Regions from separate parts of the Homo sapiens genome. Here regions 2, 3, 4 and 5 are each linked to region 1. The links are chromatin loops, found by intact Hi-C in ENCODE. Cell type or tissue: PC-9. All regions are shown on one strand.

Evidence for each region. A loop is a pair of places that touch in the nucleus more often than their neighbours do. Peaks named below come from ENCODE experiments on the same cell type or tissue, not always from the same donor. Only the 100,000 strongest peaks of a DNase experiment are listed, where the experiment ranks them.
Region 2: it touches region 1 in a loop (2.6-fold over the local background); 2 of 110 quality-filtered maps call a loop at or near these places.
Region 3: a loop joins it to region 1, with 5 times the contacts of the local background. A loop is called at or near these places in 7 of 110 quality-filtered maps.
Region 4: a loop joins it to region 1, with 12 times the contacts of the local background. A loop is called at or near these places in 3 of 110 quality-filtered maps.
Region 5: a loop joins it to region 1, with 6 times the contacts of the local background. A loop is called at or near these places in 15 of 110 quality-filtered maps.

What each region holds. Positions count from the first base shown.
Region 1 is chr20:18,057,371-18,061,370 of GRCh38, reverse strand. OVOL2 (ovo like zinc finger 2) reads left to right here and starts at 3,455. Exons shown (of 4, transcript NM_021220.4): 1 at 3,455-3,836. The coding sequence starts at 3,737. In PC-9, CTCF peaks have their summits at 2,031, 2,231 and 2,435; DNase peaks (open chromatin) are centred at 2,280 and 3,400; H3K4me3 peaks cover 2,506 bases; H3K27ac peaks cover 1,355 bases.
Region 2 is chr20:18,003,042-18,007,041 of GRCh38, reverse strand. No RefSeq gene overlaps it. Among named protein-coding and RNA genes, the nearest start is that of MGME1, 36 kb to the right of the region's middle. RefSeq lists enhancers at 1,214-1,273, 1,322-1,883. In PC-9, no CTCF peak of the experiment used is centred here; DNase peaks (open chromatin) are centred at 81 and 1,711; H3K27ac peaks cover 1,824 bases.
Region 3 is chr20:18,142,976-18,146,975 of GRCh38, reverse strand. It overlaps KAT14 (lysine acetyltransferase 14), which reads right to left. Exons shown (of 11, transcript NM_001392073.1): 3 at 1,625-1,743. PET117 (PET117 cytochrome c oxidase chaperone) reads right to left here. Exons shown (of 2, transcript NM_001164811.2): 2 at 3,807-4,000. Among named protein-coding and RNA genes, the nearest start is that of PET117, 7.1 kb to the right of the region's middle. In PC-9, no CTCF peak of the experiment used is centred here; DNase peaks (open chromatin) are centred at 1,995, 2,345 and 2,785; H3K4me3 peaks cover 2,766 bases; H3K27ac peaks cover 4,000 bases.
Region 4 is chr20:18,250,618-18,254,617 of GRCh38, reverse strand. No RefSeq gene overlaps it. Among named protein-coding and RNA genes, the nearest start is that of ZNF133, 36 kb to the left of the region's middle. RefSeq lists an enhancer at 1,170-2,369. In PC-9, no CTCF peak of the experiment used is centred here; a DNase peak (open chromatin) is centred at 1,677; H3K4me3 peaks cover 2,224 bases; H3K27ac peaks cover 3,734 bases.
Region 5 is chr20:18,274,715-18,278,714 of GRCh38, reverse strand. The region is part of intron 2 of LOC124904876 (a long non-coding RNA gene); the gene reads right to left. Among named protein-coding and RNA genes, the nearest start is that of ZNF133, 12 kb to the left of the region's middle. In PC-9, CTCF peaks have their summits at 1,580 and 1,783 (motif pointing right); a DNase peak (open chromatin) is centred at 1,784.

The DNA of each region.
Region 1 (4,000 bases):
CACCACCATGCCCAGCAAATTTTTGTATTTTTAGTAGAGATGGGGTTTCACCATGTTGGCCAGGCTGGTCTGGAACTCCTGACCTCAGGTGATCTGCCTGCCTTGGCCTCCCAAAGTGCCAGGATTACAGACGTGAGCCACAGCGCCCAGCAGAACTTGAATGGTACTTAGTTTCTCATAGCCTATTTTCCCTCCTTCTTAAAAAATGGGACAAATAATATTGCCAAATGAATGTAAATAAAGGTATTTAGGAAATAATGTGAAAAAGCTTTAAAGCATTATTTACTTTTTCTTTTCTTTTTTAATTTTAGATTCGGGGGTACATGTGCAGGTTTGTTACATGGGTAAATTGCATGATGCTGAAGTGTGGGCTTCCAATGATCCTATCTCCCAAATAGTGAACACAGGCCGGTTGTGGTGGCTCATGTCTATAATCCCAACACTTTGGGAGGGCGAGGGGGGCGGATCACTTGAGCTCGGGAGTTCGAGGCCAGCCTGGCTAACATGGTGAAACCCTGTCTCTACCAAAAATACAAAAATTAGCCAGGTGTGGTGGTGCATGCCCATAGTCCTGGCTACTTGGGAGACTGAGGCACGGGAATTGCTTGAGCCCAGGAGGCAGATGTTGCAGTGAGCTGAGATCTCACCATTGCACTCCAGCCTGGGGACAGAGGGAAACTCTGTCTCAAAAATAAAATGAAAATAAAAACAAATAGTGAACATAGTACCTGATAGGTAGTTTCTCAAGGCTTTCCCCCTCTCTCCCTCCCCACTTTTGAAATCCCCTGTGTTAACTGTTCCCATCTTTGAATCTGTGTGTACCCAATGTTTAGCTCCCACTTCTAATTGAGAACCTACAGTATTAGATTTTCTGTTTCTGAGTTAATTTGCCCAGATAATGGCCTCCAGTTGCATCCATGTTGCTGCAAATATGTGATTTCATTCTTTTTTGTGGCAGCATAGTATTCCATGGTGTATATGTACCATATTTTCTTTATTGAGTCCACCATCGATGGGCACCTGGGTTGATACTATGTCTTTCCTACTGTGAATAGTGCTGCAATAAACACACAAGTGTTTATTGGTAAAGCGATTTGTTTTCCTTTGGTTGTATATCCAGTAATTGGATTGGTGGGTCCAGTGGTAATTCTATTCTTAGTTCTTTGAGAAATCTCCAAACTGCTTTCCACAGGGGCTGAATTAATTTGCATTCTCACCAACAGTGTATAAGCATATAATAGTAGTGCAAGAAAAGGAGAATTGGGTTCACTTCTTATCCTGCTTTCTGGGATACTCTATCAACTCCTCTCATAATACTTAGAAAACCGACCTTACAATGGAGGCAAGTCAACCAAGATAAAAGCTGGTTCTTTGTACATGTTAATAATTTTGATAGACCCCTATCACATCTGATCAAGAAAAAAGAGAGAAATAAAACACATTAAATTCCTTTCTCCTCAGGAAGCACCCAGCAAATATAGTAGGTGTGCATCCAACGACCATAGAATAAAAAGGTTGTTATCCTGTTAAGTCTTCATCCCCAAACCTATAAAGGTTGCATTGCTTTGGAGGTTTCTAGCCTTATACCTCATCATCCTATAATCTTTTAAAATAATACAAATAGGCAAAGTAGTCAAGACACTCACTGGTTTGAAATCCAGTGAAAGGAAAAAAAAGCTTTGTTAATGGAGTTGACAGCCTCTTCTGTATAATTGGAAGTTCTGAACGAAGTGAAGTTTTGAAGATTTTTAAAGACTGGGAATAATTCTGTAACTTCATAGTTGTACTTCATTTTTACTCTTCCATTCACCCAAGCTCCTTCTTTCTAGCAAATCCCGTTTGTTGGTGGATAAAAATACATCTGCAGAGTCTCCCGGAAGCTGCCCCATCAGCCTCATAGACAAGAAGCCTTGTTTTCCTGCACCGCTACAGAAATGTCTTCCTCCTCCTCCTCCTCCTCCTCCTCCTCCTCCTCCGGCTCACCGGGATCAAAGTCTTTTTCGTTCTTAGCTGGTTTTTCTTAGAGAAAAGCTGGAGTTCAGAGTTCAGTCCAGAGAGGGTGACTCCTTGAGGGCAGACCTAGAGGCGCCGCGCACCGGTCCCGCCCGCAGCCCCGGCAGAGCTGCGCCCCGGCTCCCTGCGCCGCGCGAGTCCGCCAGTAGCGCCGAGAAATCCGTTACCAGGCGGTTGTGTCCCCAAGGGCCATTCAGGGCGGAAGGGAACAGGGAAAACCGCTGTGTTGATTCCCGGGCCCTGTAGGCTGGGAGCGCGGAGGGTCAGGTTACAGACAGGTGAGGCTGGCTGTTGGGTGAGCCTTGGGCTCCAGGGCATCCCTGACCAGACGCGCCCCCGCAGCACCCGGCAGCTGGCACACGTCTGACGACCTCCTGGAGGAGGGCGACCGCAGCGACACAAGAGGCTGTGCCGGTTGTCCTGGGCGCACCCGAACAAGGCCTTGGGAAGGGCAGCGCGCCCCGCAACGTGAGCACAACTGCTTTACAAACTTGGCATATTTTACCAACTCCCCCTCCTTCTCTCCCTCTCCCCTCCAGGCATAAAGGTTGATAGGAACAAACAGATATAATAATAAATGCAAAGCTTTCCTACCTCCCCGGTAGGGGCGGCTAGAAGATGTAGCCAATGTTCACTATGCTAGCTTCCTGGAAAGGTATTTCCCAGTCTCAGAATTTGGGGATCGGGTGGTTAGGAGAGGCAACGGTGGGAGTGGGCGAGGATTGGGGGCTTGTTTTGAAGCTGCATTTGCATAATATGCTCCTGGCTTTTGTTTCTATTGTGTGTTTACTTGGGGTGAGGGGGCTCTCGGGGGGTGCAACGTCTTGTGAGGAGAAGCTGCTTTGGCGGGGCAAGGCTTGTTTTTCTTAGATTGTATGATACTAGTCAGAAAAATAACGTGGTCTAAAGATGCCGAATTTTTAAATTTATTTTTACTGCTTATGGGGGGGGGGTGTTGTAGCTGATGGAAAGCTTAAGCCCCTAAGCCCCCACCCCCCATTATTAATAATCAGAATCCTTGGAAGTCTCCCGCCGCCTCCCCCTTCTGACCGCCCAGATTTCATCAAGCCCCAGGAAGGCTCCACAAGGTCCAGGGGAACTGAGCCATTTTCTGGCTCGTCGAAGACAAATCCACCGGGCGGGGGAGGGGGGCAACTCGTGGGAGGCCCCAACTCACCGGAGGGGTGCCCTGGGAGGCGAACCTGGGGTTTACCTCGAAGAGCTCGCCTCGAGGTGCAGGTGATGGGGGAATGGGGCGGGGGTTGATTAAAAAATGTTCTTCCTTTCTTAAAAAGAGGAGGGGGAAGAACAGACTTTAAATTCTTTTGCAAACATTCATGCCTAAGGAAGGGCTGGAACAGGCAGCCCCGGCCGCCGGAACCGGTCGGACAGGTAGCGAGCTTGTTGACACCGTTATGTTGCAGGGCGCATGCTCAGTCCCAAGTTTCCTGGTGCCTTTTCTATTCCACCTTATGAAACTTTTTCCCCGGCGTGGTCTCACTCGCGATTTAAGGCATAGGTGTCGCCGAGCCGGGAGGCTGGGAGTCGCCAGGCGTGCGGGGGAGAGGCCTGGGCCGCGCCGCGGCGGGGGGTGGAGGAAGAGGGCAGGCGAGGCGGGAAGGTGGGCTCTGGCCGCCGGGAGCCGGGGACGGAGCCGCCGCCGTTGCCCCTAGCGGGGAGCAGCCGGGAGGAGGGGGCCGCAGTCGGGAGAGGGGACCCCACCATGCCCAAAGTCTTCCTGGTGAAGAGGAGGAGCCTGGGGGTCTCGGTCCGCAGCTGGGATGAGCTCCCGGATGAGAAAAGGGCAGACACCTACATCCCAGGTGAGCGCGCGCGGGGGCCGGGCCTGGGCGCTGGGCTCCCGGGGTGGGGGAAGGGGTGGCGGGTCTTCTCTGCTCATCGGCAGGGGCGGGCTCCCCACCTCATCCCCCTCTTCCGGGGGGCACGCGGGGGTCTTCTAGGCGGGTTAGGGCAGGCAATGAGGGAC
Region 2 (4,000 bases), 54 kb after region 1:
AAAATCTCCTGACATTTGTACATATATTTGTTTACTGTCCAGCCCTCCCACAGGTCTGTAATCTCGAAGAGGTGGGGAATTTTGTTGAATTTGCTCACTGCTTTCTTCCTGGAGCTCAAGACAGTGCCTAGATCAACACAGGCACTCAATAAATATTTGTAGAAAGAATGTATAAGTATCCATGGCCAGGCGCGGTGGCTCACACCTGTAATCTTAGCACTTTTGGAGGCCAACGTGGGCAGATCATTTGAGCCCAGGAGTATGAGAACGGCCTGGGCAACATAGGGAGACCTTCTCTCTAAAATAAATTAAAAAAAAAATAGGCCCGGCACGGTGGGTCATGCCTGTAATCCTAGCACTTTGGGAGGCCGAGGTGAGTGGATCACTTGAGGTCAAACGTTCGAGACCAGCCTGGCCAACAAAATGAAACCCCATCTATACTAAATATACAAAAAAATTAGCCAGGCATGGTGGTGCACGCCTGTAATCCCGGCTGGTTGGGGAGGCTGAGACGGGAGAATCGCTTGAACTGGGGAGGCGGAGGTTGCAGTGAGCTGAGATCATCCCATTGCACTCCAGCCTGGGTGACAGAGCGAGACTTCATCTCAAAAAAAAAAAAAAAAAGAAAAGAAAAAAATTTAAATAATAAATAAATATCCAATCTTCTAAGATCCAAACAGTCCTGCTTTTAGAATGACCCCTTTACCCTGAGAAAACAAAACAGAACAAAACACTCAATCCCCAGCTTGCAGGGGCACACGCTGTTCTGCGAGGTACATCCTGCAACTGACCTCAGGCATGAAAATCCACACATTTTTCTTGAACTGCACCGTGGAAGATTGATTGGAAAACGAACTGAACATTTAAAAATAAACAATGACTTTAAACAAACTGAGTTCTATGTTTGGACAATCTCCTCTATTCTGGGAGGAAGGGGTGAAGAGCTCTCAGGGCAGAGGGCCCTGCTCTAGCTGCCCCTGAGTCCCAGGGCCCCCTCCCTGCAGCCTTCGCCACATACCAATTCCTCCGCAAGAGGCCTCCTGAGCTCTGGGAGTCCTGCCTTCTACGCAAAGGGGCAGATTTGTGTCACCACCACCGTCCACACAGTTGCTATTTCAGTTGTCCCCCCTGTTCTGTCAGCCTGACATTTCCCCAGCCGATTCCAAGCCCAGTGTACCATTTTAGCTGACGTGGGTGAGCGTTTCGTGGGGACAGCAGATGGATGGAATGACAAATAGCAGGATGGTGGGGACAGCTGAGAAGTGCTTTTTCCTGTGTCGGATCTGTTGGCTGTGCACGTGCCCCGACGTAGTCTAGACACACTGTGGGGGCAGCGCATGTGCCAGGGCCCAGCCGGCGCGCGGGCTTCCATTTCTTTCTTTGCTGCTAATCGTGCCCATTCACACAGCCAATCAGCCAACTAGCCAGTTGTCTTGGTTTGAGCTCCAGCAGAAGCAGACCCCAAGATAGTAGTTTCTTTGACCCAGAAAGCGTGAGATGGTAGAGGGGAAGTGAGACTGAAAGAGAAGGCAGAGTGGTTATGAGCAGTCACTGCTGTGGACAGCCAGGGCTCAGTGCTGCTGGGTCTGGCCAGGTGACTGTGCAGAACCTGCCCCAGGGTTGTCCCGTGCTGGGCTATTCATCCACTAACTGCTGGTTTTCATTGCTTAAGTGTTGCCCCAGGGTGTTAACTCCATGGAACTTTGGCCTGATCCGCACCCAGACAAAACCCGCAGGCAGAAATTCTCAGGTTCTTAGTAAGAAGCCATCATTTGGAACAGCGAGTGTGAGGGTATGGTCATTTGTAACACTGACCTGTGTGTCTGCCACATACCAGGCACTGAGTTAGACCAGGGGCAGAGGAAACATAAAATGGGAGGTTTAGGCCGGGCACGGTGGCTCATGCATGTAATCTCAGCACTTTGGAAGGCTGAGTTGGGTGGATCACTTGAGGTCAAAAGTTCGAGACCAGCCTAGGCAAAATTGCAAGACCCCTGTCTCTACAAAAACTGTTAAAATCAGCCAGGCATAGTAGCACATGCCTACAGTCCCAGCTACATAAGAGGCTGAGGTGGGAGGATCACTAGAGTCCAGGAGTTCGAGGCTGCAGTGAGCCATGTTGGCACCAGTGTTGCACTCCAGCCTGGGCAACAGAGCAAGTCACTGTCTCAAAAAAATAATAATAATTTGAAAGTTGGAGGCTTGCCCAGAGTCTAGTGGGGAGATGGATATACAAGCAGATGTGGTGAATACCTTGGCAGAGCCCTGTGTCAAATGCAACAGTAGACAGAACAACCACGGACCATTCCTGGGAAGCTTCGCAGCGCAGGGAACATGAGCTGGGTCTTGTGAGCAAGACTCGAGTTCAGGGTTACGTAAGTGTAGTTCACAGTTCACAGTCTCTCCACACATATGGTGGCTGCCTTCCATGATGGGACAGCTGGGACTCCCTGTCAGTTAGAAGTTCTTGGAATTCCTAACCAGGGAGCTGCTTCTTGAGCATTCAGCAAAGAAACCTACCAAAGGAAGGGGCAGAGGCCTCTCGATCAATTCCATGTCCTGGGGTGACACCTGAGCTGCCGTGCAGGGAGTGAGGGCTGCCTGGTTGTCCTGGTGACAAGCTGGAGGTCCTGGAACTGGAAAGCAGTTGGAGAGGCCACCAGTCCTCTCATCTCTAGGCCCTACCACTGGCTGGCTCCTTGATTTTAGAGGCCCCCATGGATGTGGGAGGGATGCCATCACACTGTCATTTGTTCCCCTGGTTAATGAGCTGGTTCTCCCTTCCTCACAGCTCACCTCCTCATGCCTAGCCTCAGGGAATAGCCTTACAATCTGCTCTATTTATTCAGCATTTTACAGACTATGAGGGCTTGTGACATGTAGGCTCACAATTGGTTCTTAAGGGACCCTGTGAGGCAGGCAAGCTGTCATTAACTGCATTTTTCTTGAGAATCCCCAGGCCTCCAAATGTCGACAGGTGAGTTCAAGGTTACACAGCTAGGAGGTGGAAAGTCCCTGAGCCACACCAGGTCTTTGCCCCATGTCCTATATGTGTCTCGAGCTTCATGAAGGGGAAAGTTGTTAAACGGGCGATTTTCTCCCTCTTGTTTCTGGTCTAGCCTCAGCATTTCCTAAACGACTTGAGACAATTTTATGTACTGTGCTGTGCTGCTCTAAATAACATTGGAGTACACCGCAAAAAAGTGTATCCATTTTCTATATTTCTGATTCTGTTTGGAAGAAAATCTCTGTAGATAACACAGCCTTTGTCACTGGCCTTTTGTTCGAATATCTTCCTTTTATAAAAGAGAGAGCAGCCCTCAGATTCTGCTTTTGGAAAGCAGAAGTGAGTTAGAATTACTAGCCCTGGTTTGTGGTTGTTTTTGAAACAGAGTCTCACTCTGTTGCCCAGGCTGGAATGCAGTGGTGCGATCTCAGCTCACTGCAACCTCCACCTCCTGGGTTTAAGCAATTCTTGTGCCTCAGCCTCCCGAGTAGCTGGGATTACAGGTATGTGCCACCATGCCCGACTAATTTTTGTATTTTTAGTAGAGACTATGTTGGCCAGGCTGGTCTCGAACTCCTGACCTCAAGTGATCCACCCACCTCGGCCTCCCAAAGTGCTGGGATTACAGGTGTGAGTCACCACATCCAGCTTTGTTTGTTTGTTTGTTTGTTTGTTTGTTTTTGAGATGGAGTCTCACTCCATTGCCCAAGCTGGAGTGCAGTGGCGTGATCTCGGCTCACTGCAACTTCCACCTCCTGGGTTCAAACGATTCTCCTGCCTCAGCCTCCTGAGTAGCTGGGATTACAGGTGTGTGCCACCACACCTGGCTGATTTTTGTATTTTTAGTAGAGACGGGGGTTTCACCATGTTGGCCACGCTGGTCTCGAACTCTTAACCTCAGGTCATCCACCTGCCTCAGCTCCCAAAGTGCTAGGATTACAGGCATGAGCCACCGTGCCCAGCCGTTTTTTTTTTTTTTGGAGAGACAGGGTT
Region 3 (4,000 bases), 86 kb before region 1:
CCTTAGCTGTCTCGTTCACCACAGTAGTCTCAGGCCTAGAACAGCACCTGGTTCATAACAGGTACTCAGTATCTGTTGAATGAATGAATGAACATAAAAACTAAGTAATATATAATTTTTTTTTTTTTGAGATGGGGTCTCACTCTGTCACCACCCAGGCTGGAGTACAGTGGCTCGATCACAGCTCATTGCAGCCTCAACCTCCCAGGCTCAAGCAACCCTCCCACATCAGTCTCCTGAGAAGCTGGGACCACAGGAGTGCACCACCACCACATTCAGCTAATTTTTGTATTGTTTTGTTTTTTTGGTTTTTTTTGAGATGGACTTTCACTCTTGTTGCCTAGGCTGTAGTGCAGTGGCGCGATCTCGGCTCACTGCAACCTCCGCCTCCTGGGTTCAAGCAATTCTCCTGCCTCAGCCTCCCAAGTAGCTGGGATTACAGGCATGTGCCACCGCACCCAGCTAATTTTGTATTTTTAGTAGAGACGGTGTTTCTCCATGTTGGTCAGGCTGGTCTCGAACTCCCGACCTCAGGTGATCTGCCTCCCTCAGCCTCCCAAAGTGCTGGGATTACAGGCATGAGCCACCGCGCCTGGCCTGTTTTTTATAGAGTCGGGGTTTCACCACGTTGCCCAGGCTTGTCTCCTGAGCTCAGGTGATCTGGCCGCCTCCGCCTCCCAAAGTGCTGGGATTACAGATGTGAGCCACCATGTCTGGTTTCATCTGGTTTTTGAACTAAAAAGTATACACTGATGCCTTATTATTCATATTATACATTAACATATTGACATAGAAACAAAACTAAAACAATTTAATACAACCTGGAGATCAGCAAAAAGCTATTGTTTAGGATACAGCTGACTTAGATTAGGGTGCTGATATTAGAGACAGTTAAAAAGGAACAAGTATTTCAGCAAACAAAAATTCAAACATCTCCGAGTTCAAATGCAGAAAAGCTGGGTTATGTTGGTTTTTGCAATCAGTCACCTTCCTTCTTCCAAATCTATTTTCAACATAGCCATCTTTCCACTTTAAAAAAATAGTTTTATTGTTCTTAAAATGGCTGCCAGGAAAATGAGAATTTCATTTTCAATTATAATCAGAGCTTGGTATCACATATAAAAGAAATCATGAGATTCTCAAGCCTCTCAAGCCCAATTCACCAAGTCAGCAGTGAATATATTTTTTTTTTTTTGAAAAGGAGTCACACTTTGTCGCCCAAGCTGGAGTACAGTGGCACGGTGTGGGCTCACTGCAGCCTCCGCCTCCCAGGTTCAAGCGATTCTCCTGCCTCAGTCTCCCAGGTAGTTGGGATTACAGGGGCCCACCACCATAGCCAGCTAATTTTTGTATTTTCAATGGAAATGGGGTTTCACCATGTTGGCCAGGCTGGTCTCGAAGTCCTGACCTCAGGTGATCTGCCCGCCTTGGCCTCCCAGAGTGCTGGGATTACAGCGAGTATTTTTCACTCCCTTCTCCACATATTCGGTATCTAATTTCATTGCGAAATAAAAAGTGCCCCTCCAAACAACTCAAAAGCTCATCCCTAAGTTTCTAGATATTCGTTCCAACAAACTCCTGGGGGAACCACCCTCATGGATTTGGGGAAGGGCTTTTTACTCACTTGCTGCCATGTCAGCTTCAGCCTTTCATACTGCTCCTTGCCATCTGCTGAGCAATCCGAACAAGTAAACCTAAAAAAATTATCACCCTTAAGGTAACTGAGCTGTTCCCTCAGCTGACCTAGGAGAAAAACAAAAAGTCACATCATGGGTTTATCTAGAGCAGCGGTAACCTAAAGGTTTAATCCGTTTATCACCCAGATTTTCCTTTCCCATGTTGTCTTCTTTTCTTCAGCCAACCCACAATTGCAAAATGGGGAAAAGGAAGGGAATTAGAAAGATTTCTATTCTTCTAACACCAAGTATACGCCCACTAAGATCTGTAGGATCCAGTAACTTTTAGGAGAAAGGTACTGGAAAAGCAGGTATTGTTGCTGGATTTCCCAATTGTCACATTCCTGACTCCCAGAGGCAGGTCTCTTCACACATTCTTTCAAAAAATATGAGCTCCCTCTGCATACCAGGCACTGGGCTAGGAACTGGGAATACAAAGTCCAAGACAGATAATGGTGCCTGATCTCACAGGTTTGCACTTCCCTGAGGGCTGCATAGAAAACAGGTGATCACAACAACACAGTGGTTCTCCATGCTCACAGTGCATTGGAATCACCCAAGTTGTTCTTGGTTTTCTAAATATGCTTGATTCTAGCCCAGATAAAATGCATCAATTTCTGAAGCAGAGCCTAGGAGTTACATTTCTTAGTCCCTCAGGTGATGCTGATGCTCTGTGACACATAAGGAATGGAATGTGCTGTGTACCACAGGGCAGTGTGAGGGTAAATAAAAGGAGGCCCAACCTATATTAGGGGGAGGCTTAGGATTAGAAATTGGCCAGGTGAAAAGGGGTCTCTTTGTGTATAGGGAGAATGGAGGCTGTGGAGATGCATATTCCAGAAGAAAAAAACTGTGCAAAGCCCTAAGGATAAGAATTGTTTGTGAAGAATAAGTTCACCCTAACTGCAAAGTTGTGTGGGAATCAAAGAAACTACAGTTAGCAGGGTCCTGACCACAAAGGGTAGCTTAAAATTTGTCCTCAACAGGACAAAGGGAAAGCCACTGAGAATTCAGGCAGAACCTGAAATCAATAACAGAGACCGCTCAGAAGCAAAAACCAGCTAACTAGTAAATTCTGCATTTCCTGTGAAAATGTTACTATTAATTTGTTAACAGTGACTAAATTTGAAGTTGAACCCATTTTAAGAAAAACATTTCCACATGCCAGAAAATGACCCTCTTCACAGTTATATATGTATTTCTCTGACTTGGTTACAAATTATATTACACAAAGGCATTCCTCAAGTACCTATATCTTTACTAGTCTCTTGCCTAATGGGAAAATCCTGTTTCGGTATAAACCATATGATGGCTGGCAAGCCATACTCCTCAGGTGCCAGGAAGCTGGCCATTGAAAATCTCAAGATCAGGGCCGAGCACAGTAGCACATGCCTGTAATCCCAGCACTTTGGGAGGCCGAGGCGGATGGATCACCTGAGGTTGGGAGTTTGAGACCAGCCTGACCAACATGGAGAAGAAACCTCATCTCTACTAAAAATACAAAATTGGCCGGGCATGGTGGCGCATGCCTGTAATCCCAGCTACTCGGGAGGCCGAGGCAGGAGAATCACTTGAACCTGGGAGACGGAGGTTGCAGTGAGCCAAGATCATGCCATTGCACTCCAGCCTGGGCAATAAGAGGAAAACTCCGTCTCAAAAAAAAAAAATAAAATAAAAAAAAAAATTAGCCAGGTGTGCTGGCAAACACTATAATCCCAGCTACTTGGGAGGCTGAGGCAGGAGAATCGCTTGAACCCAGGAGCCGAGATCATGCCATTGCACTCTAGCCTGGGCAACAAAAGCAAAACTCCATCTCAAAAAAAAAAAAGAAAGAAAAGAAAATCTCAAGATTGAGGCAATCAGGGAGTGTGTATGAGGTATCTCTTGCCAGCAGAAAAAAAGGAAAATGGAAAAAAAGACTGGTCCTAGAAAAAGGGCAAAAAACACCTTCAATCTGCTAATTCTAACCTCTTTTCAGTATACAATAGCAGGAGTTCTCCACGTAAGTTAAATATTAACAAAGTAATTTTTATAAACTTGAACATGAATTCAACACTGGGACTGGAATTTGGCCCTAAATCTCTGTGACCTTGTTAGAAAAATATGGCTAATTCTTTAAGTAACACAGGATTTCCAATTTTCTCAATTTTATTGAGTTACCACCAAAAGTGTTAATTTAACAATGTGATAGAGGTTGACAGTACGTTTCATTAGTACAAACATGCCTATGTTTTATATAAATTTATAGCTGATCAACTAGAGAATAAATATAATTATCCTTTTATTTAGGTCTCTTTTACATTCACGTTTCTTTCACAGGTTGG
Region 4 (4,000 bases), 190 kb before region 1:
AAGCTTTTATAATCCCAGACCCATTGGTAGAGAAGAATTCAGCATCTCATGACTACTAAGGAGCAGAGCCAGGATTCAAACCTAGGTGTGTCCAGCTCCCAAGACTACGCAGAGTGGAGTTAGGCCAGAATGTGGAACGGCCATGGGCTCTCGCAGAAGACCAGTAGGGCAGAAGGACAAGCTAGCAGCCTCGGGCCCCACAGGACCCAAAGACAAATTTTGTTTGAATTGTGCTGTACTTACAATTTTGTTCCCATTTTTTTTTATTGTGGTAAAATACACATAACATAGAATTCACCATTTTATCCATTTTGAGTGTATAGTTGAGTGGCATTAAATACATTCATAATGTTGTACAACCATCTCCAGAGCTCTTTTTATCTTGCAAAACAGAAACTATATCCATTAAATGCTAATTCTCCATTCTCTTCTCTCCCAGCTCCTGGCAACCCACCATTCTATTTTCTGTCTCTGTGACTTTGACAATTCTGGGTACCTCATAGAAGCGGAATCATGCAGCATTTGTCTTCTTGTGACTGGCTTACATCACTTAGCATGATGTCTTCAAGACCCATCCACGTTGTAACACTGTCAGAATTTCCTTCCTTTTTAAGGCTAAATAATGTCTCATTGTATACACTCACGTATATCACATTTTGCTAATCCATTCACCTACTGATGGACACTTGGGTTCCTGGTACAGTTTGGCTATTATGAATAACGCTGCTACAAACAGAGGTGTATAAATATCTGTTAGTATCCCTGCTTTCAGTTCTTTTGGAAGTATACCCAGAAGTGGAAATGCTGGATCATATGGTAGTTCTATTTTTAATTTTTTGCAGAACTGCCATACTGTTTTTCACAGTGGCTATACCGTTTTACATTCCTACTGACAGGGCACAAGGATTTCAACTTTTCCACATTCTCACCAACATTTCTTATTTTCTTTTTTAAAAAAATAATGGCCATCCTAATGGATGTGAGGTGGTATTTCATTGTAGTTTTGGTGTGTTTTTCCCTAATGATTACCAATGTTGAGCATCTTTCCATGTGTATATATAATTTTTAAAAAATTAGTTGTTAACATGAAATACCGTAAATTTCACAATAACTCCAAATTCCTGGCTTCTCTTGACAAAACAAGAGATCTGGCTCAGCTGGGCACTTATTTCCACAAGGCAGCAGTCAGCTACTCGGGAGGGCGGCTGCTCTCTAGAAAGCCCGTGCATTCTCTGGTTTACCGCAGGCCCTACCACTCCCTGTTGCCTGACCCCAGGTGGCACAAAAGTCTGGGACTCCCTAGGGGATGTTAGCAGTACCTCAACTTGTCTATGTCTTCAGATCTTCAGGCCAAGAACTCACCCCGGCCTCATGCACCTCTACCCTGCCCCTGGGCCTTGTGAAAACTGCCAGAACAGCTCCGGAGACCACATCTGACTTCTCCGTGTGCTTCTTGCAATCACCTCTGAACAGGAGCCAAAAAGTATTTGCCAAGTGAATAAGAGAATGGAGCCTTTCTTCATAAATCTTAACAAATCAGTTAAGAATCTAGGTGTGACCAGGGAATGACATCTCGAGCCCAAATGATTTCAGGAGAGGCTGCCAGAGGCCTTTTTGAATGAAGAGCAGCCCAAGTATGGCTAAGCCAGGCACGCAGCCGCGTTTCTGGCATTGTGCTTTCATGGCAAAGGTTTGATGAGGCTTTCTTGAGGTGACCGAGTGAGGAGACCAAAGTTGCTGGGGCGTAACCCTTCTATTGTTGCATTAACCAGGCAAATACGTGGAGGGCTTTTCTAGGTGACTAAGGCCCTAGCAATGTCCTATGGGGTGGAGCTGGTGGGTGTTCCCCTCTCCCATGGGTGGCAGCCAGTACCCAGGAACTTTGGCTGGGGACGCCAAGACTCGGAAAACAAAACCTGGGACTTTGCGTGTCTGAGAAGATAGGCAGGATCCTCCACGCCTCCTCCCAGACTGAACCTGGTGAATCACCCGGCGTATCCCACTGTCAGGAAGGCAGGCACTGAAGTGTCTGTGGCAAACCCAGAGAGAAGAGAAATTGTTCAGGCTGCCTTCCTGGGACCTCCCAGTCTTACCCTTTAAGCAAGGACTTAACAACATCAACAGAGTGGAAAGCAGCCTCTCCTTTCTACCACCTTGAGGATGAGTACCCATTTCACAGGACAGAAGGATGGAGGTTTGTTTCCCAGTGACATGTGACCCTGGACATGAACTATAAAAGCACTGAACTATTAAAGGTCTAGTTGGTCATCTTGAAATTCCAACTTTCTGGCTAGGTTAGTTAGGTGCAGTCTGAATCAATTATGGTTTTACAGAAAGATGCTGTAGCTCTCTGGGGCAGGAACTCATCATTTTGCAGACATAGGCCTGGCTCCAGAAATACTTAAGGGGTCCACGGGACATCAGAGTAAACAACCTGCTGCTTTATTATATTAGTAGTAATCACAAAGTTGATTGTGCACCTGCCTTAAGTGCTTCCTACAAGCCAATCACTCTTCTACACCTTTGCCACATATTGATACTTTTGATTATCACCACGGGGCTTTGAGGTCTGATTGAATTCCAGGATGAAGACGTCGTTGGGGCACCGACAGACAGCGCCTATGGCAAAGAGTGCCCAAGGCAGACAGCTCCCAAGGGGCAGTGCTGGGAGCCATCCTAAAAGCTTGTTCTTTCAACTCCTACAGTATTAGGGTTGTGTGTGGTTCCCATAAAAATAGCTACCTGCTTTCCCTGCCCTCAGAGCACTATTCCACAAGCAAATCCCTGCCCCATGCCCCTCTTTTTTCCCAAATGAATCAAGAGCACCTATGTCCATTATGATCTTTACTCCTCACAACACAGTAAAATGGGTGTTGCTCTAATGCCATCATGAGCTCCACTGTTCAGAGCAGAAAACAGACGCAGAGAGACTTGGTGGTATGGTCACTGGCATAGGCGGGGAGGCCGATGAGGACACTGCCTAGGTCTCCCTGCCCGGGCTGGGGTTCCTGATGCCCTGCCCCCAGTGGGTTACCAGCAAATTCATGATGGATAAATAAGCTTATTGATAACTTCTAGATGGGCAACTTCAGATAATTGACAATATCACTCCCTACTCGTGTCATGTAGCAAAATCTTCTTAAATAATATTTTGGATTGACATTATTGTAAAATATGTTACTATATTTCCTGCATTTTTTTCTTACTTTTTTCCTTCCTCAATTGCCATATTTTATTTTAGCAATTTTGATGGAAATTTTTCTAAAATAGATTACATGATTTTTTATATCTTTTTTTAAGAGTAGCTTTTAAAAATAACTTTACCATGGAAAGTTTTGAAGATACACAGAAATGGTTCAGAGTTGAGTGAATCCACAGTACCCATCGCCCAGCCTCAATTGCCATCAGTGGTGACTGGTCCTGCCCCCCACATCCCACTCAGTGACATCCCCCTCCACCCATAGAACTGAAGCAAATCCCAGACATTGTATCATTTCACTTCTAGATATTTAGACATGTATCTCCAAAAGATACAATTATTTTTATCACAATTACCCTACTCTTTTTCTTTCTTTTCTTGAGACGCAGTCTCACTCTGTCGCCAGCTCAGAGTGCAGTGGTCCTATCTCGGCTCACTGCAACCTCTGCCTCCTGGGTTCAAGCAATTTTCCTGTCTCAGCCTCCCGAGTAGCTGGGACTACAGGTGCATGCCACCACGCCCGGCTAATTTTTGTATTTTTAGTAGAGATGAGGTTTCACCATGTTGGCCAGGATGATCTCGATTTCTTGACCTTGTGATCCGCTGCCTTAGCCTCCCAAAGTGCTGGGATTACAGGCGTGAGCCACCGTGCCTGACCACCCTACTCTTTTTACATATGAAAATTAATAAAAATTTCTTTCTTTTTTTTTTTTTTTTTTTTAAAGAGACAGAGTATCACCATGTTGCATGGGTTGGTCTCGAACTCCTAATCTCAAGTGATCCGCCCACCTTGGCCTCCCA
Region 5 (4,000 bases), 220 kb before region 1:
TCCACTTTTTTGATGCATTTCAAAGTTGCAGACATCAGTTCACCCCTAAATCGTTCAGCATACATGTCATTAGAGTTCAGTATTTGTCAATGGTTTTTTTTTTTAAATTTAAAACATACAACAAAATGCACAGATCTTAAGTGTACTATTCGATGAATCTTGACAAATGCAGACACCCATAAAACCCAAACCCTTCTCGAGATGAGAATATCCCCGCCATTCTGGAAGGTTTCCTCATGCCCCTTCCCAGTCAAACTCAATTCTGTTGCCTCAAAGGCAGTCACCAAATTAGTGATTCCTGTTCTAGAACATCACATAAATGGAATTAGCTTTTTTTTTTCTTTTCCTTTTAGAAGCCTGTGGTCTTAGCAAAGAGTTGCAAACATTCAACACATCCTTATTAGGCTCCAGCTATCTATCTGTAAGAATTTGTTTATAGGATATGTTTGTTTTAGTGGAGTAGCAAGAAGGCTTGAAGGACTGCCAAGGACACACCCTTCATACAAAGGCACCCACATCAACGCACTAGATGAGAGAGCATCACAATCCCATGTAAGGGCAGAGTAAGCCCCCCACCCCAGGCTGGGAGATTAATGGGTTACAGCAGTTGGCCCCAACCTAGGGATCTTTGGCTTCCAGGTATCCCCAGAATTACCTTTGAACTCCACTATTATTTTTAGTATTTCAAAATATCAAATTGAAATGATACATTAATCTTGCATAGGGCTGCACAGACTAACAAAAGTACTTTTTTTCTTTCTACTGTTGATTGTTATTGTAGAATTATAATAGCGAACATCTCTGGCATATTTATAATGTATCAATCACTGTTTCAAGCATTTCACATTTTAAATTTCATTTGATAATATCAGTAGCGTAACGTCTCATACATGGTCATTGTTTCTGTACTTTTTTAAATGAGAAAATGCATTTTTACTCTAAAAGTGTGGCTTGCTTGGTAGACTAAAAACCTTCAAATATGAGGCCTGTGGAGAAAAATAATGAAAGGAATGGCTGGACTAAATAGAGGCAAGTCGGCTGGGCGCAGTGGCTCACGCCTGTAATCTCAGCACTTTGGGAGGCCAAGGCGGGCGGATCACAAGGTCAAGAGATCGAGATCATCCTGGCCAACATGGTGAAACCCTGTCTCTATTAAAAGTATAAAAATTAGCTGGGCCTGGTGGCGGGTGCCTGTAGTCCCAGCTACTCGGGAGGCTGAGGCAGGAGAATGGCTTGAACCCGGGAGGCTGAGGTTGCAGTGAGCTGAGATCATGCCATTGCACTCCAGCCTGGGTGACAGAGCAAGACGCCGTCTCAAAAAAAAAAAAAAAAAAAAAAAAAAATAGAGGCAAGTCTCTCTTTGATTCTTAAGGAAATCTATGCTTGGGGAACCTTTGTTAACGTATTGAAAATGTGAATAGTGACATTACAGGAAGTTGAAGGTATAAATCGTAAGAAATTGGCACTATAGATTTGTGATTAATTTTTCTTGATTTTTACAAAGGCATAAGAGACTGGAGTTACGAGTTCATTTTCCTCTTGTTACTGAGGGGTCTGGGCCAGGGAGTCCGGTTTCTTCCTCTTTCGAGATTTAACCAATTGTGTGACCGTGGATGAGGCATTTGACCCCTTTGGGCCTCAGTTTCCCATGTGTAATGTGTAGTTTGAACTAGTCATCTCTAAAGCCCTTTCCAGGAATGAAAGTATGTGGTTCTCTGACGTTTGCTCCAAGATGCTCATCCGCTGAAAGCCTTGCCCTGGCTCCACGGGCTTCAGCCCTTTGAACAGAAGAGGGCGCCCTAAACATGGTGATTCCTTCCTTTCCCTGCGGGCCCTTTTGGCAATTCAGGTAGAGGACCGGCGCAAGTGTTCTCGTCAGGATTCAGTTGTCCAGAGGCCAGCATTTTCCCTGGACAAGGGGTAGCTAAGGCCTCAGAGGAAGCCACTGACTTTGCATCTTTCCAAATCTTGTGAGGTTGAAATTTTAATTATATTTTAACTATGGATATAATTGAAGAAGATGGAAAAAAGACACTATTGTAATTCCATAGTCAGTTACTGCTCTAAAATAAAATGCAGATAAGTAATATAGCCATTCTCGTTCTTGTTGACTGGAGGGGGTGGGGTATGGACGTGTCACGTATTGTCTCAGGGCTCTCAGGGCATGGCTTCATTCATTCATTCCATATTTTCCGAGGGTCTACTTGGTGCCAACTACTGTTTGTTTATAGCGTCAACCAAACAAAGCCCTTGTCCCCATTGAAGCTAATATTGTATGAGCATTTTCAAAATGGTGGGCTGAAATGGATCCTCAGGCCTCGAAATGCATGCATGGAGCCATATTTGAGCTAACTAAGGGTGTGAAGCTTCCATACACCAAGTAGTTTCCAAAGGAAACTGCCCAGGGACAGAACATCTGCTTATCAGGAGTTTTGCCACTAGCAAAATGGAGTAATTGGGAAAATGACTGTTGAACAAGTTAAATGTACAGGTACAACATTCTTTCTTTCTTTCTTTCTTTTCCTGAGACAGAGAGTCTCCCTCTGTCGGCCAGGCTGGAGTGCAGTGGCGCAATCTCCGCTCACTGCAACTTCTGCCTCCCAGGTTCAAGTGATTCTTCTGCCTCCACCTTCCAAGTAGCTGGGATTACAGGCGCCCACCATCATGCCCGGCTAATTTTTGTATTTTCAGTAGAGACGGGGTTTCGCCATGTTGGCCAGGCTGTTCTTAAACTCCTGACCTCAGGTGATCCACCCACCTCGACCTCCCAAAGTGTTGGGATTACAGGCGTGAGACACCGCGCCTGGCCCAACATTCTTGAAAGAAGGACAAGAAAGCTACCTGCATTTGTCCACACTGCTCAGTCTCAAGGTAATAAAGGGAGTGGAAGGCTATTAGCATTCAGGCAAACGCAGCAGCTAAAGCGCCTGTTATGGGCAACAGCACAGGCTGTAGAGTGAGGCTGCCCAAGTTTCAATGCAAGCTCTGCCACTCACCCTCTGGCTGAACTGGCGGAAATTTCTTAACCTGCATGAGGTTCTGTGGGTCATGTGGGGATTCAATGGGTCCACATATTTAAGCCATCAGAACAGTGGCCTCGCACACAGTAATTGCTCAGTAAATTTTCACCATACTTACCGATGTGATTATCAGTATAACCTTAAATTGGTCCCGTTCCTGATTTCTTTTCATTCTGACTAAATCCTTTTAAATCTTGGGTTAAAAGGCTAAATAAATTTGCTTAGCCAGAACAAGAGAAAGGTTTGTTGAGCATCTGCTATTCTACTGTTCTAGGAACAAGGATTTGGCAATAAATGAGATAGAGCCTCTGTCTTCTCAGGAGCTTACAGCAGACAATAAATACATTAAAAAGCAAACAAACAAGTTCAGATGTAATGGATTTGAGTAGTATTTCTCTCTTTGGAATGAATTATAACCACATTAAAATCTTACTTGTGATGTTCTTGATGCTACACATTCATGTAAGAGAACATCTTCCACTTAAGGAATTGATGTATGAATCCTAGCAAAAAACTGAGTAAGTCAGGATATCTTCTGGCTTTCTTTTCCAGTTCCACAAGATATAAGCAGAAACTGGAGATGCTACACATTCTCTTTTGGTAGAAGAGCATTGCACTTGACTACAACAAGATTTTAAGCCTGATTATTATATCTTGAATTGTATTTGTTCACAATTCAAACTGGCTAAAGACTGAATTCCAGGCTGATATTCTTAGTGTGGTTCCAGCAACTGGAAAATGGATTGTGTTTCCTTTCAGCCTTCTAATTCCTGGGTGAAATGAATATACAGTCATGTACCACATAATGACATTTCCTGACTGCATATATGACGGTGGTCCCATACGATTACAAATACTGCACATTCACTCTACCTTTTCTATGTTTAGATATGTTTAGAAACATGAATGCTGTGTTTAGATATGTTTAGACAAACAACTACTTAGCATTATGTTACAGTTGCCTACAGTTTTCAGTATAG